Linked DNA regions of Homo sapiens: region 1 is linked to region 2. A link is a contact called in ENCODE Hi-C data. All regions are on one chromosome and are shown on one strand. The core of a region is the stretch at or near the end of the contact, and the rest is flanking DNA. Distances in the headings are between cores, read along the strand shown. Region 1 holds the start of DOCK7-DT (DOCK7 divergent transcript). Region 2 holds the start of NFIA (nuclear factor I A).

Region 1 (3,977 bases), core at 398-2,897, 1.6 Mb before region 2:
GCCAGGTACAGTGATAGCCTTGACTTACAGTCTGTGAGTACCTGGTTCATCTTTCCCAATGGACTCAAACATTCTGAGAGCAGGTCTGTGTCTAGTTCACCTTCGTGTTTTTTAGAACACCTAGGTGGGCTCTATACTTAGGTAGAAGCCAAATATCTGTCCTCTTTGAATAGACTATCTTTTCCTTTAGTAAACAAGCATCTGAAAACAGTGTGTTACTGGAGGGCGCCTTGGCAAGAGCCTGTGGTACTAGCTACTCCTCCAGAGGCTGAGGCAAGAGGATTGCTTGAGCCTAGGAGTTTTAGGCTGCAGTGCCCTATGCATTCCATGCTTGAGCAACACAGGGGGATTCTGTCTAAAATAAATAAATCAATAAATAAAAGCAGTGTGTTACTGCAATGAGCATTGTTATATAAATACACAGTCTTCCACAGAAGTTACAGCACTAGACAGGAAGTTATGGATCTGACTAATTGAGGCTTTCACCTCTGACTCAGTGTGTGACTCTGGCAAGTGACCTAATGGCTCCAAGCTACAGATTTTCCAATGGTAAAAGAGAGGAAAACAGGTATCCAACATATTCCACCAGGACATACTGAGAATATAATAATAACAATAAATAAATACACATTTTAAGTTCTTGCAATACTTAAGAGGAAAGGTACTACAAGAAACCAAGATATTTTTCTTAGTGTCACCATAATTTCAGTATCAACAGATATGCATTAGGAGCCAAATATTCTAGACATTATGGGATTACAACAGAACAGATGAAAACAAATCTCTGCTAGTCTCTGTTTTATAGGCTATTATGGACAAGGTCAGTTTCAGTGGTCAACACAGAGCTTATTTAACAGAACATCAAAATGGGGGTGAACGTTAGAGCTCACCTGGATTTTATATATATATATATATATATATATATATATATATATATATATATATATATGTATGTATGAGAGACAGAGAGAGATCCAAAAGGGGTTAATAATACGGAAACAACTGTCCTCAAAGAAAAGAACCGGCTCTGGGTTTGAGTCTCAGTGGAAGAGTTTACCATCTGTGCGACCTGGGGCCAGTCACTTAGCTTTTCCAAGCCAATTTCCTTCCCTCTAAAATAGTGATAGTAACGATCTACTTCAAAGCGCTCGTGCTTGAAAAACTTTAATCCAGTGGCTGGCTAAGCACCAGAAGTCAACTATTACTATTGTTATCGCTGCAGGAGCAAGGTATTTTCTGGCTCTTTCTCTATAAGAAAAACCACTGTTTCTCCAGTTAGGCTGCATTCATGAGGCCGAAGCAGAAACCCAAGTGCTTTAAAAAGCTCGGAGACCGGTGCTGCAGAAACATGAACCCAGTCATCCAGGGCTTTGGTTAAAGCACAGCCCCCTCGGCAAAGCCCACCTTTCATTTCCTTCCCTTCCATTTCGGGAAAGCCAAGCTCCCCCTACGCGTTCGGTTATCTTATTTTCTTGCCTCGCCAGGTCGCTGGCCTGTCTCTGGCTTCTCTCCGCGACCTCTCGGTCGTGCAGGCTCCGCGGCAGCGAAGCGGCTGGGGCTGGCGCCTCGCTTCCTCAGCGCTCCATTCTTCCCCTCGGCTCCCGCCGGCCGCAGCCGCCTTCCGCAGCCGGGGTTCCCGCCGGGATTGACGCGCTGGGGGAGGAGCGGTTTCTCGTTGCGCGCCTCTAAGGAACATTACGGCAGGGCTCGTTCCTGGCTCCGGCCGCCAGCCCCAGCCTCCCAGGTCCGGAGCCCGGACTGGCGGAGGCCGCGAGGGAGGGAGCACGAGCGAGGAGGCACGCGCCCGCCGGTCCGCACCCGGCCCGCCGCAGCCGCCGCCGCCGTCGCCGTCGCCGCAGCAGCCATGGCCGAGCGCCGCGCCTTCGCCCAGAAGATCAGCAGGTAAATATCCGGCGTGGGGCGCGCCGCCGCCGCCGCCCGAGAAAGAGCCGCGGAGTCCTCCCAGGCCTGGCCTAGGAGGCGGGTGGGTGTGGCGGGGCCGGCACCGGGATCCCGCGGCCTGGCTCGCGGCGGGGCGGAAGGGGTTCGGGGTGGCTGAGGGGGTAGCGGAGGCCTCGCGCCGCCCTCGAACCCCGGCCTTCAGCCCGCGCCCGCCGCTGAGCCTCGGCAGGGAGCGGAGAGGGCCGCGGACTCCAGCGCGCCCGCCTCCTCCTGCTCCTCGGCGGCCCGGGCCTGGACTTCTGCGGAGGTTTATGGAAGGGCGGTCGGCCGCTTCCCAAATTCTTTGTGTTCCCACCCCCGGGCTCGTCGGGGGCCGCCGCGGCGTTTCGCCCCCTCCCGTCTCTCCGCCCACCCCTCTTGGCCCCTAGAGGGTGCGGGGTCCGCCCTCCTCCACCCCAACAAAAGGAGAAACGCGCGGCGGCTCGGGGCGGGTGGGAGGCCGCCCCTCCTTCACGCGTCTCTCTCTTCCTGAGAAATCTGACAGGAACCCTCTTTGCACCCTCGGGCCAGGTTCAAAGTGGACTTGTGCGTCCAGGATTGAAAACGTGTGGACAGAATGAAAAGTTGAGAGCTGCGGGCTGCACCTTCGGTGTGCAGCTGCCGAATCCCTGACGGATTGCAGGCTGAAGCTTGTTCTGAGTTCGCCTGTGAATTTAACTGTGCGCCTGTGTTTCTCAGAGCACCCGAGAAGATGGATGATAGGCAGTGTTCTTTATACACTGACATCCTTTTATATGTTAGCAGTCTTGAAGTAAAGCAAGTGATTGCAGTCTTGAAGTAAAGCAAGTGATTGAGGTGGAGGTTTCAAAGCCTTTCACCTACTTGTGGTGGTTGGTTGCCACCTTTCTCCCACCCGCCAAATAAAAATTAAATGACAGAGGACTCTAATATTTGTAGAATTTCTTTGTGGAGTATACTTATGTATGAGACAGTAGACATTTTTGTTTTAATAAAATCATATTTGTGTGAATTATGATGTCCCAAGAAAAGAAGCATTCATATTAAATTACCTTTTTTTGTTTTGGGGCAGTTGTAGTTCTGTGGCTCTGAGTCTTTTTAGTTTGCTGACATTTCTTTAAAAATTTTGGGCCGGATGCAGTGGCTCAGGCCTGTAATCCCAGCAGTTTGGGAGGCCGAGGCAGGAGGATCGCTTGAGGCCAGGAGTTCAAGACCAGCCTGGGCAACATAGCGAGTCCCCCCCACCCCATCTCTGCAAAAAAATTAGCCAGGTGTGGTGTTGCACCTGTCGTCCTAGCTGCTTTCGAGGCAGAGGCTTTTTTTTTTCTTTCTTTCCAGCGTTCTAGCACTTTTTTTTTCCTGAAGGGGCAAAATAGCAAGTGTTTAAGAGCATGGGCTCTACTCTCAGACCCCGACATGGGTTCAAATCCTGATTGGTATTTTCTAGCTTGGGACTTTGGCCAAGTTGTTGGGCCAAATTTCCGTTTCCTCGTCTGGCAAATGAGAATAATAATAGGACCCAGCTCATAGTGTTGTTGTGAACATTAAGTGGCATAATTTGTGTAATGTGCGTAGGATAGTACAGGGCCTATACTACCTGTCATCAAACACTTGTAGTAATTAGTTTCTCCCAGGGAGTTATGATGACAGGAAATTTTTTTTTTTTGTAAAATAATTAGGTCTTACTTCTGATGATGATGTCATTAAAAAATGTTATTACTGGCCGGGCGCGGTGGCTCACGCCTGTAATCCCAGCACTTTGGGAGGCCGAGGCGGGTGGATCATGAGGTCAGGAGATCGAGACCATCCTGGCTAACAAGGTGAAACCCCGTCTCTACTAAAAAAAAAAAATACAAAAAATTAGCCGGGCGCGGTGGCGGGCGCCTGTAGTCCCAGCTACTCGGGAGGCTGAGGCAGGAGAATGGCGTGAACCCGGGAAGCGGAGCTTGCAGTGAGCCGAGATTGCGCCACTGCAGTCCGCAGTCCGGCCTGGGCGACAGAGCGAGACTCCGTCTCAAAAAAAAAAAAAAAAAAAAAAAAAAAAAAAAAAAGTTATT
Region 2 (4,126 bases), core at 984-3,483:
GACTGTGCCCTAGGCCTGCATGGATATACAGGTGCCCTCATATATGCACCATTCCCAAATATAAATTTATCTTTTCAGAGCTCAATTGAGAAGACACTAATGTATCTGTTAGGGTCCTTTCCCTTTATTGCAGCTCGCTGATATTATCTACAAGTTCTGTGTGTTGCAAACTTCTGCCAGCTAGAACTTCAGCCTTCGAATCTCAGCATTTTCACTATAGTCCGTAATTCATTCAAATTATCTTACACTTTGCATCTTATCCATATGCAATTGTGAACCTTGCCAGAAGTGGTTGGAAAAGTTTCATTCCATACTTCCACAAGTTACTAAAATAGGAACTTTGGAAGTTTGTTAGGAAAAAAAAAAAAAACTTTTACAGTAACTAAAAGTAACTGCTATCCATTATTAATGCTAGGCCTAAATCCCAAACAGACCATTTCAACATAAAAGATGCGTTTAAGAGTCTTCTGAGATCAAATACCCGGTATTATTACTGTTAGATATTGCAATAAGAAGGGATGTCATGTGGGAAATAAATCCAGAATCTAGAGAGGAGAGCGAAAACTACTGATACTTTTTAGCCTTCCAGAAACTATTCCGGTTAAACCGTTATCTCCTACTAAATGAAGGCAAGAAGTGGTAGGTTTTTTAAGGGAGAGGTGAATAAACATTTTATGTGAAGCATATAACTTCATGTAGGTGATTAATGGTCAGATCCTAATGTACCAAAGCAGTATGAAATCTCACGCTTAAAAAAAAAATAGCGCAAAACCACTTTGACTTCAAGCCTTTTAGTCAAGGAAAACAAATAACATATTCAAAGGGGACCGGATTTGAAGTCTCGAAGTAGCAATATTTTGCCTGGGGGTGGGTAGACAAGGGAGGAATGGACAGGGGGGCACGGAAAGGAGAGGCGGTGGGGCGCAAGAGCCCCATGCTCTGAGTTGAGTCGGAGGGGAAAAGTTGCCCCCGTCCTGCGCGCGGAGCGGCCGGAGTCGCGCGGTGGCGGTGGTGGTGGTGGCGGCGGCGGCGGCGGGGGGAGCCGTGTCCGGCCCGGGCCGCCGCTCCGGCTCCCGGCTAGGAGCCCAACTCTGCCCGGCGCTACCCGGCCCGCGGCCCGCGGCCTCCGGCGTTCGGCGCCCTGCACAACGTGGGCTCGTCTCGGCCCCGAAACTTTCACTCCGGGAGAGCCAACGGGCCACCGGCGCGCGGCGAGGACGCAGGCTCCACCCGGCCGGCGCGGGGGAACGCGCGTCCACGTAGCCCCGCTCAGCCGAGGGCTAGCCGCAGCCTGCCCGCGTCCGAGGGGCGCTGTCCGGGCCGGGGCCGGGACGGGAGCCCGCGTCCTTTCCGCGGCCGGACCCCGAAGGCTGACAAACAATAAACAAAAGTAAGAGTTCGGGAAGACGGCGGGGGGCTGCGGCAGCGCAGGCTGCGGGGAGCGGGCCGTTGGGCGCAGGCACCCGAGGTCTCCCCGCACCCGAGGACTGCAGCCGGCCCGAGCGTGCGGGGTGAGCGGTGGGCTCCGTCGGCGGCCCCCTCCCCGGGCGCTGCGGCACTACGGAATCCCTGCTCCCGGCAGCAGAAACGCTGAGCCAGATTTCTGCGTGTCATGGACTGCAACCCCGCCGAAACACGTGCGGGGTGTCCGAAAACACTGCTGTTCCGCAGTCCGTCGCCCCGATATTAATTAACGCATTAATAAGAGGGCGCCATTAGCCATGTGCCCACACAAATGGCCGTGCAAGAGGAATGCACCCGCATGGAAACAAAGTTACTTTCTTTAAGCGGGATCCCCCCCCCCACCCGCGGGCACACGCGCGCACACACACAGAAACACGCGCAGACACAGACACACACCGAGACGCACGCCCTGGGCCCGGCCGGAGCGACGGCCCCGGTGCCCCCCACCCAGCCCCAGCCCTGCCCCCGGCGCCCCGGCCCCCAAGCCCTCCGCATCCACGCCGCGGCTTACCTGGGTGAGACAGAGCGGAGAATACATAACTGCCGGGCGCTGGGGTATGCGTGTGCGTCTGGGTGTGCGGTTTGGAGGTGTGCGTGAGTGTGGGTGAGAGAGGAGAAAGAGGGAGAGAGGAAGAGAGAGAGAGAGAGAGAGAGAGAAGGGGGGAGAAAAAAAAATCAAGCCTGCTTCTTGCGTTCACATTTCCAAGTCGGCTCAACTGCAGCCAGCCAGCCAGCGCTATTGCCGCTCCATGAGCTGAACTTTAACCCCGCCTAGAGTTTCCCTACACTCCACTATACATGCCTACTGTACGCGGGTGTTAAAGGCATAGCGCACCCTTTCCCGCTCCCGCGCCGGCCCGGCCGGGTGCCCGCGAGCTGCCCGCGCGCCCGCCTCCGCCTCCGCTCTGCACCGCACCGCACAGCCGCCGCCCGCTCGCGCCGCCGCCGCGGGGGGGAGGGGGTGTGGGGGAGGGGGCGGCTGCGGCGCCGCGCGGCCAGCCGGGTCCCGAGCCTCCGCGGCCGCTCGCGCTCGCAGGCTGGCTCGCTCGCTCCCCGGCTCTCTCCGTGGCTCGCTCCTTGCTCGCTCGCTTGCTCGCTCTCCCGCTCGCTCCCCGGCCCCCCCGCCCCCTCCCCCGATCAGCGCATTACTGGGTAACGCAGTGAGGAGCAGTTACAGTCTGTACTCCCGGGCAGCTATAGGCTGCCACAGGATGTGCTTAAGCAAACAAAACTACTTTTCCTCGTCCCCATCCCCCCACCCCCGCTGCAGACCTCCGCGGACCTCGGTGGAGGACTTGGGCAACTTTGCCAGGTTGCCCCGCACCCCCCGGGCCACCGCGTGGGCACGTAGAGAACCGAGGAGGAGGCCGGGCGGCACATTTGCATGTATGCAAATTTCTTTGAAAAATCAGACCTCCTAGGTAACTTTTTTTCCCCCACTGAAATGCGGTAAGGCTCAAAGCATTGTAATCTCTCCAGCGAAGCTTTCTGTGGGAATAGATTCGTCGGCAGAGGTAATTATGCACACAATCCTGCAAACTTTGTGCAGCTTCGGTCCTGTGGCATTCAGAAGCGGGGGTGGTGAGGAATCAGTGCCCACAGAAGATTCACCGGATTTGGGGGGCGGGGGTCTGGAGAAAAGAAGGCGGAGATTAATGAGCGTTATCCCTCCCAGGACTGTGAAACTAGTGGGTTTGAACACAGACGCCATAGAAAAAGTTCTATCACGTTCAGAAACAACAGTGGTTTAGCTGTGACATCTTTTACTTTTTAGGAGGAAAAAAATATGTGAAAGGGATGTCCCCTTAGGGAAGGGAGATATTCTGATCCACAAACGCGTGCCCAGAACTGGACATAGGCTATCATTACCGTCCCAGTTTCTGGGACACCTCTGGAAGGGTGCCTTTTAAGAATCCCTTTTTTCCCTCCCCCAGGTAATAGTTCTTAAAATGGAAAAGAGCTTCCTGCAATTATTTTAGGTTTGCTAAAGTATTGTTTTGGCAGAAAAGAGGGGGGTGGTTTTTAGGGTTTGGCAAGTTGCCAGTAAGCCTGCTTTTCCAGTTTTTTTTTTTTAACCTCATATTTTCTCTCTAGGCTCTCCTCTCTCGGAGGGGGGAAAGCCTACCTGCCTCTTCTAAGCCCCCATCCCTTATTTTACTTCTCTTCCTCATGATGGTTTGCAAAATGCTGCATTTGACAACCCTTCTCAAAATTCCAAAAGGAAAGAGGTAGGTATCATGTTGAAAGACACTGGCACACAGGGGAATCTGCCCTTCGGTGGAGGTGACATAACCAGAGAGTCTCTAAAGAGGGGACATTCCTGTAGGAAAGTGAGGGTAAGTGATGTGTTAACAAGTGAGGGTGAGTGATGTGTTAAGGCCACTCTCATTCAGACTTCTTTTCAAAGCAAGGGGCAGGAAATACTGTACTGGAGAAAGAGCAAAAGAGAACCTCTGAAATAATTCTGCATCTGTCTAAAGTTATTTTATGCTTGTACTTTAGTTACTTTATTGCCAAAATAATTCCCGAATGCTCAAGAACCATTCTCTCTCCCACCCTCCCTCCTGAACATCCTTGGAAATCTCTCAAGATTATTTACTAAGGAGTGAGGAGAAATAATGATTTCAGCCTTTAATGAGAGAGTCCATTTTCCCAAACTTAA

Evidence for each region. A loop is a pair of places that touch in the nucleus more often than their neighbours do. Pooled maps may share reads with other maps.
Region 1: a map of OCI-LY7 shows a loop between it and region 2 (6-fold over the local background). The contact joins the promoter of DOCK7-DT here to the promoter of NFIA in region 2. A Hi-C loop is called at or near these places in 2 of 168 maps with a recorded cell type or tissue (OCI-LY7 and naive thymus-derived CD4-positive, alpha-beta T cell) and 6 of 50 pooled maps.

Annotation. Positions count from the first base shown.
Region 1 is chr1:62,686,152-62,690,128 of GRCh38, reverse strand. DOCK7-DT (DOCK7 divergent transcript) reads right to left here and starts at 1,647. Exons shown (of 2, transcript NR_185999.1): 1 at 1,477-1,647. DOCK7 (dedicator of cytokinesis 7) reads left to right here and starts at 1,743. Exons shown (of 50, transcript NM_001367561.1): 1 at 1,743-1,902. The coding sequence starts at 1,865. RefSeq lists an enhancer at 337-631 and a silencer at 1,641-2,390.
Region 2 is chr1:61,080,668-61,084,793 of GRCh38, reverse strand. It overlaps NFIA (nuclear factor I A), which reads right to left and starts at 2,233. Exons shown (of 11, transcript NM_001134673.4): 1 at 1,976-2,233. The coding sequence starts at 2,002. RefSeq lists a silencer at 2,663-2,957.